Linked DNA regions of Homo sapiens: region 2 is linked to region 1. The links are chromatin loops, found by intact Hi-C in ENCODE. Cell type or tissue: endothelial cell of umbilical vein. All regions are shown on one strand.

Evidence for each region. Hi-C counts contacts between places; a loop is a spot of excess contacts. Peaks named below come from ENCODE experiments on the same cell type or tissue, not always from the same donor. Only the 100,000 strongest peaks of a DNase experiment are listed, where the experiment ranks them.
Region 2: it touches region 1 in a loop (10-fold over the local background); 10 of 110 quality-filtered maps call a loop at or near these places.

What each region holds. Positions count from the first base shown.
Region 1 is chr13:95,492,938-95,495,437 of GRCh38, forward strand. The region is part of intron 3 of CLDN10-AS1 (CLDN10 antisense RNA 1); the gene reads right to left. It also overlaps a transcript of CLDN10 not described here. Among named protein-coding and RNA genes, the nearest start is that of CLDN10-AS1, 40 kb to the right of the region's middle. In endothelial cell of umbilical vein, a CTCF peak has its summit at 1,329 (motif pointing right); a DNase peak (open chromatin) is centred at 1,364.
Region 2 is chr13:95,551,336-95,553,835 of GRCh38, forward strand. It overlaps CLDN10 (claudin 10), which reads left to right and starts at 1,385. Exons shown (of 5, transcript NM_006984.5): 1 at 1,385-1,638. The coding sequence starts at 1,419. In endothelial cell of umbilical vein, a CTCF peak has its summit at 1,266 (motif pointing left); no DNase peak of the experiment used is centred here; H3K4me3 peaks cover 900 bases; H3K27me3 peaks cover 694 bases.

The sequences.
Region 1 (2,500 bases):
TCCGCTTCCCCAGTGGTGATGTGTGTTTGGAAGAGGAGGGTCCCCCTTTCCCACTTCCGCAGTTGGGGCACTCACAGTATTTGGGGTGTCTCCTGTGTCCTGCAGGGGCAGTCCGCTTCCTTCAGAGGGTCTGCGGCTCCTCTCAGGATTGCTGGTTTGTTCTTGCAGTTGATCTGGAGGGTTATTCTCCAGCTGAGGGTAAGGGTCAGTGGACCCTGCAACTCTGCAGTTCCACCTCTGCCACCCCTGCCGCTACCGCCAAGCCAGTGACCTCAGGTACCTTCCCTGCCCCACCCACCCAGACGGGTGCCCCTTCCTTGCCAGCCCAGGTGCACCCACCTGGCCCTAATTTTTTTTTTATTGTGCTAAAAAATACATGTTATAACTTTGCATTTTAATCATGTTTAAGTATACAGTTCAGTGGTATTAAAGACATCCGCATTGTTATGCAACCATCACCACCACCCATCTCCAGAAAAGAGTTCTTACAAAACTAAAACTCTGGACCCATTAGATGGTAACTCCCCACTTCCCCTCCCCCAGTCTCTGGTAATCATCATTCTACTTTTTGTCTCTGTGAATCTGACACTCTAGATACCCTATATATTTGCCTACCCCCACTTTTTTTTTTTTTTTTTTGAGACACAGTCTCACTCTGTCACCTAGGCTGGAGTACAATGGCATGATCTTGGCTCCACTGCAACCTCCACCTTCCGGGTTCAAGAGATTCTCCTGTCTCAGTCTCCCGAGTAGCTGGAATTACAGGCACATGCCACCACGCCCAGCTAATTTTTGTATTTTTTGTAGAGATGGGGTTTCATCATGTTGGCCAGGCTGGTCTCAAACTTCTGGCCTCAAGTATTCAGCCCGCCTCAGCTTCCCAAAGTGCTGGGATTACAGGTGTGAGGCACCATGCCCGGCCATATTTGTCCTTTTGTGTCTGGCTTATTTCACTTAGCACGTTTTCAAGGTTCATCCACGTTGTGCATGTATCAAAATTGCTAATACTATTTTAAATCATGTTACACATATCATTTTCGCTCATTCATAAATATCTTACTATGTGTCTCTAAAAGATAAAGACGTTTTAACATAACCACAATACCAATGTCACACCTAAAAATAAACAATTAAAAAATAATAGGAAATAAAAAAGGTAGTAATTCCTTACTACCATCAAATACCCTTCCAGTGTTCAAATTTTGAATTGCCTCATAAAAGATAGATTCTCCACCGTTCTTGAGTACAGAATTCCTGTTTAATTTGTCCTGACAACCTTCCTCTCCCCATAGTAGCTGTCTTGCACACAAAAGATGCTGTCATACTACATTTCACCAATAGGTGGCACGAATAATCATGACATTTGCTAAATCCAGTTGGTATTTACACAAGAGGAAACATCATTTGCAGAAAGTTGGCAATTATAGGTAAATATACAAACACAGAAATTGAAAATAGCCTGTTTGCTCTATGTAACACGCATAAAACCTGAATACATCCCAATTCTAAGGGATAATTATTGATATCATTCAAACTTTCTATTTGTTTTAAGGAGAACATGGAAAACGTATTTCTTGGTGTTGACGTTTATCTCTACAATGTCAACATTTTTAGTGTTAAATAATTGAGGCCAGTTATGTTTATTTATTCTTCCGCTTAATAAAAGAAAAAGTAAATAGAATCTACTTGTACAATTGATTGCTGTGTTAAATGCCCGTTACAAATGTATTGTCTGAATTGTATTAAGTGTACTTATCTCTGAATAAAACAGTTGCTTTCCCAAACTTCCTCTAGCGTGTTCTGAAGAACAGAGAATCTTAGGATGGTAGATACGGACAGGGCCTTTAAGACCACCTAGTCTGGCCCCATCATCTGACAGATGAACAGACATGAAACCTCATCGTAAGATCACACAACACCTTGATGGCTTTTGTGTAATTTGTTATCTTTCTGCCAGCAATCTCACCTTCTCCCCTCCACCCCTACTCTTAAAAAACTAACTGCTTGGTAAAATTAATATTTCATTTTAAGGATGCAAAACCCAAATTGTGCAATTAATCCTCCCTTTCTTGTCCTTTCAATATAATTAATTAATTAATTAATTAATTTTTTTTTTTAGATGGAGTCTCTCTCTGTTGCCCAGGCTGGAGTGCAGTGGTGCAATCTCAGCTCACTGCAACCTCCACCTCCTGAGTTCAAGCGATGCTTCTGCCTCAACCTCCTGAGTAGCTGGGACCACAGGAACATGCCACAACCTCTGGCTAATTTTTGTATTTTTTTGTAGTGACGGGGTTTCATCATGTTGGCCAGGCTGGTCTCGAAGTCCTGACCTCAAGTGATCTGTCCGTCTTGGCTTCCCAAAGTGCTGGGATTACAGGCGTGAGCCACCGTGCCCTGCCCCTTTGCATATATTTAGCAAATATTTATTGGGTATTACCAGGACTAAACAAGATCTTGTTCCCTTGGTCAACTGAGCCTTTTATTTGAGTCCATGTCTTGT
Region 2 (2,500 bases), 58 kb after region 1:
TGGTCCTGAAGGGTGGAGCATGGGCTAAACATTATCTCTAGAAATAGACAGGAACATTGTTTTGAGTGTGGAGCGTGTCCTGCTGGTCTACAGTGATTCTTCCAATCTAAGTTTTGATGATTCTATGTCCAGCTTCCTCTCTTCTCCAGTCACCTTGTCGCCTCTAATTTCACTGGGCACCCATTTGGTTAAAAAAAAAAAGTGACAAAGGGAAATTAAGAAATTCTTCACATTGAACCAGAGTGTTTCTGCCTAAAGATAGTGACACAGAGGGTTAGCACGAGATTTATCACAGCAGACTGATTGATAGGTTTTAGACCTTTCCTTACTTTTGGCAACAAGTGAAACCTGGAAGCTCATAACAAAACTGCAAGAACCTTTAAGTGGACAAATAATAACCCGTGTCCTTGTTCTCTCATTTATGCCCAGATTTGTGGCCTCAGGAGCCAGAAGTACACCTTGATCTTTATGTTTACCTTGAGACAGCAATGAAGGGATGAAGGAATGAATGAGTTTATATTTCAATTAGGCGTGAGAGATGGAGGTGGTTTAAAAAAAAATAAAAGACAAGATAGCAGTTTTGACTGGGATAACAGCATCCTTTCATAGAATAGCCTCTAGACCTGGAAGCTGGAAGGGACCTACAGGGAAAATGTGTTGAACAAATGCCCTCTGCGTAGTGCATTAGTATGAGTACACCAGCAAGATCAAGATCGTCAGGATGCCCCATCTGCTGCTATCTTGACTTTAGGCCTGTGCCACGCACCGTTTTGCCATGACTTTCCGCATAGCACCAGGCCAAAAAGAACTGCAGAGTTTTGAGGGCAAGGCCGGTTTCCAGCCCAGAATCTGCAATGATCCCTCCTTGACAAGTCAAACAGAGTCACCCAAACAAGCGTGGCACGCAAACCTTTAGAGTTCAGCAAACCGAGGGCTGAGTTACCAAACCGTGTCCTTTCAGGGCATGCAAAAGGCTTTTCCTGCTCTGCTTCTACAAGGTAGTCAGGAAGCCAAGCTATTTGCCTTGGGTAGGGCTGGGTGGGGGTGGTGAGGTGGGGGCGCAGCAGGTTGTCCACACCCGGTTGCCAGTCTGAACCTGAGCCGCTCCAACAAGCGAGCCCTTCTCCGCGGCCCTTTGGCTCAGGGGAGCGCAGGCCGGCCTTCCTCCCGCACGCGGGCGCGGGCCAGCTGCAGATGGAGAACCCGGGGGGCGACCGCGAGCCCTCTGAGGCCCCTCAAGGGACAGGGCATGGGTGTGAGGGGTCGCGTGCGCCCCCTGGCGCCGGGTCCGCTGGGCGGGGTGGTGGGCGGGGACGGTGGGCGGAGGCGGAGGCGGGAGGCGGAGCCCCGGGGTTGGGAGTGCGGGGGTCGCGGCGCAGAGTGGGAGCCGGAGAGCGAGCGCGGCTGCAGCCGGCGGCATGGCTAGCACGGCTTCGGAGATCATCGCCTTCATGGTCTCCATCTCAGGCTGGGTACTGGTGTCCTCCACGCTGCCCACCGACTACTGGAAGGTGTCTACCATCGACGGCACGGTCATCACAACCGCCACCTATTGGGCCAACCTGTGGAAGGCGTGCGTTACCGACTCCACGGGCGTCTCCAACTGCAAGGACTTCCCCTCCATGCTGGCGCTGGACGGTCTGCATCCCCGCGGCCCCCGCCCTCAGCCCTCCTTCCTTGATGGCCAGCCCGCTAGGCGCCCTCTCGCCCCCAATACCCCCAGCGGGACCCCTAGACTGGACTCCTCTGAGGCCCGACCCGTCTCTCCCAACAGGGCCTTAGGGAGCCAGGGACGCTCCTGGTGCCCGCCCTCTCCTGATGGCTGTCTCGCGGGGCGCCTGTTCGAGCCTGGGACCCCGGGAGGGGGGACACGCAGACAGGCCCGGGTTGGTGACTCCCAGGCGTCGGGGGATGGGGAAGCTTTGCGGTCCTGAGAGTCAAGGAAGCGGCTGCCCTCCCCCACCCCCCATATCTTGGGGACCGCTGGGACCCAGAGTTCATGCTGCAGGGGCTTGTCTCCTCCACCTCCCTCCCCTACGTTCCCCGAAGGCTGGGTTCTGATAAAAATGGTGTCATTGCAAGCCAAATCCGTTTGTCCTGACCTCCCTTGAGCCATTTCGTTGGTTCTTTTAAAAGTAGGCGGGGGTGGGGGTTGAGAGGTTGGAAGCGGGAAAACATATTGCAGAATTTGTTGTTGTTATTGTTTCCCTTTAAAGAGCTTCTACAAACTTGTCTGCCTAGGCAACACTACAAACACTTCCTCCGAGTTTTAGGAAAATAATAGCCCTTGCGGTGCCGCGATGAGTCCGCAGAGGGTAGGGAATCTTGGGCCGTGAGAGCGTGGCGCCGGGAGCTGACCAGTTCTGCATCCGAGTCCCCGGTGCCTGCTGCTGTCCTGGGTTGTTCCTTTGTGGAGGTTCACCTGCGTTGCTCTGGTTAGTCAGGCCTTATGCTGGTAGCAGCTGGTGGATATTCACACAGAACTCTGGCTCTGTTGAGT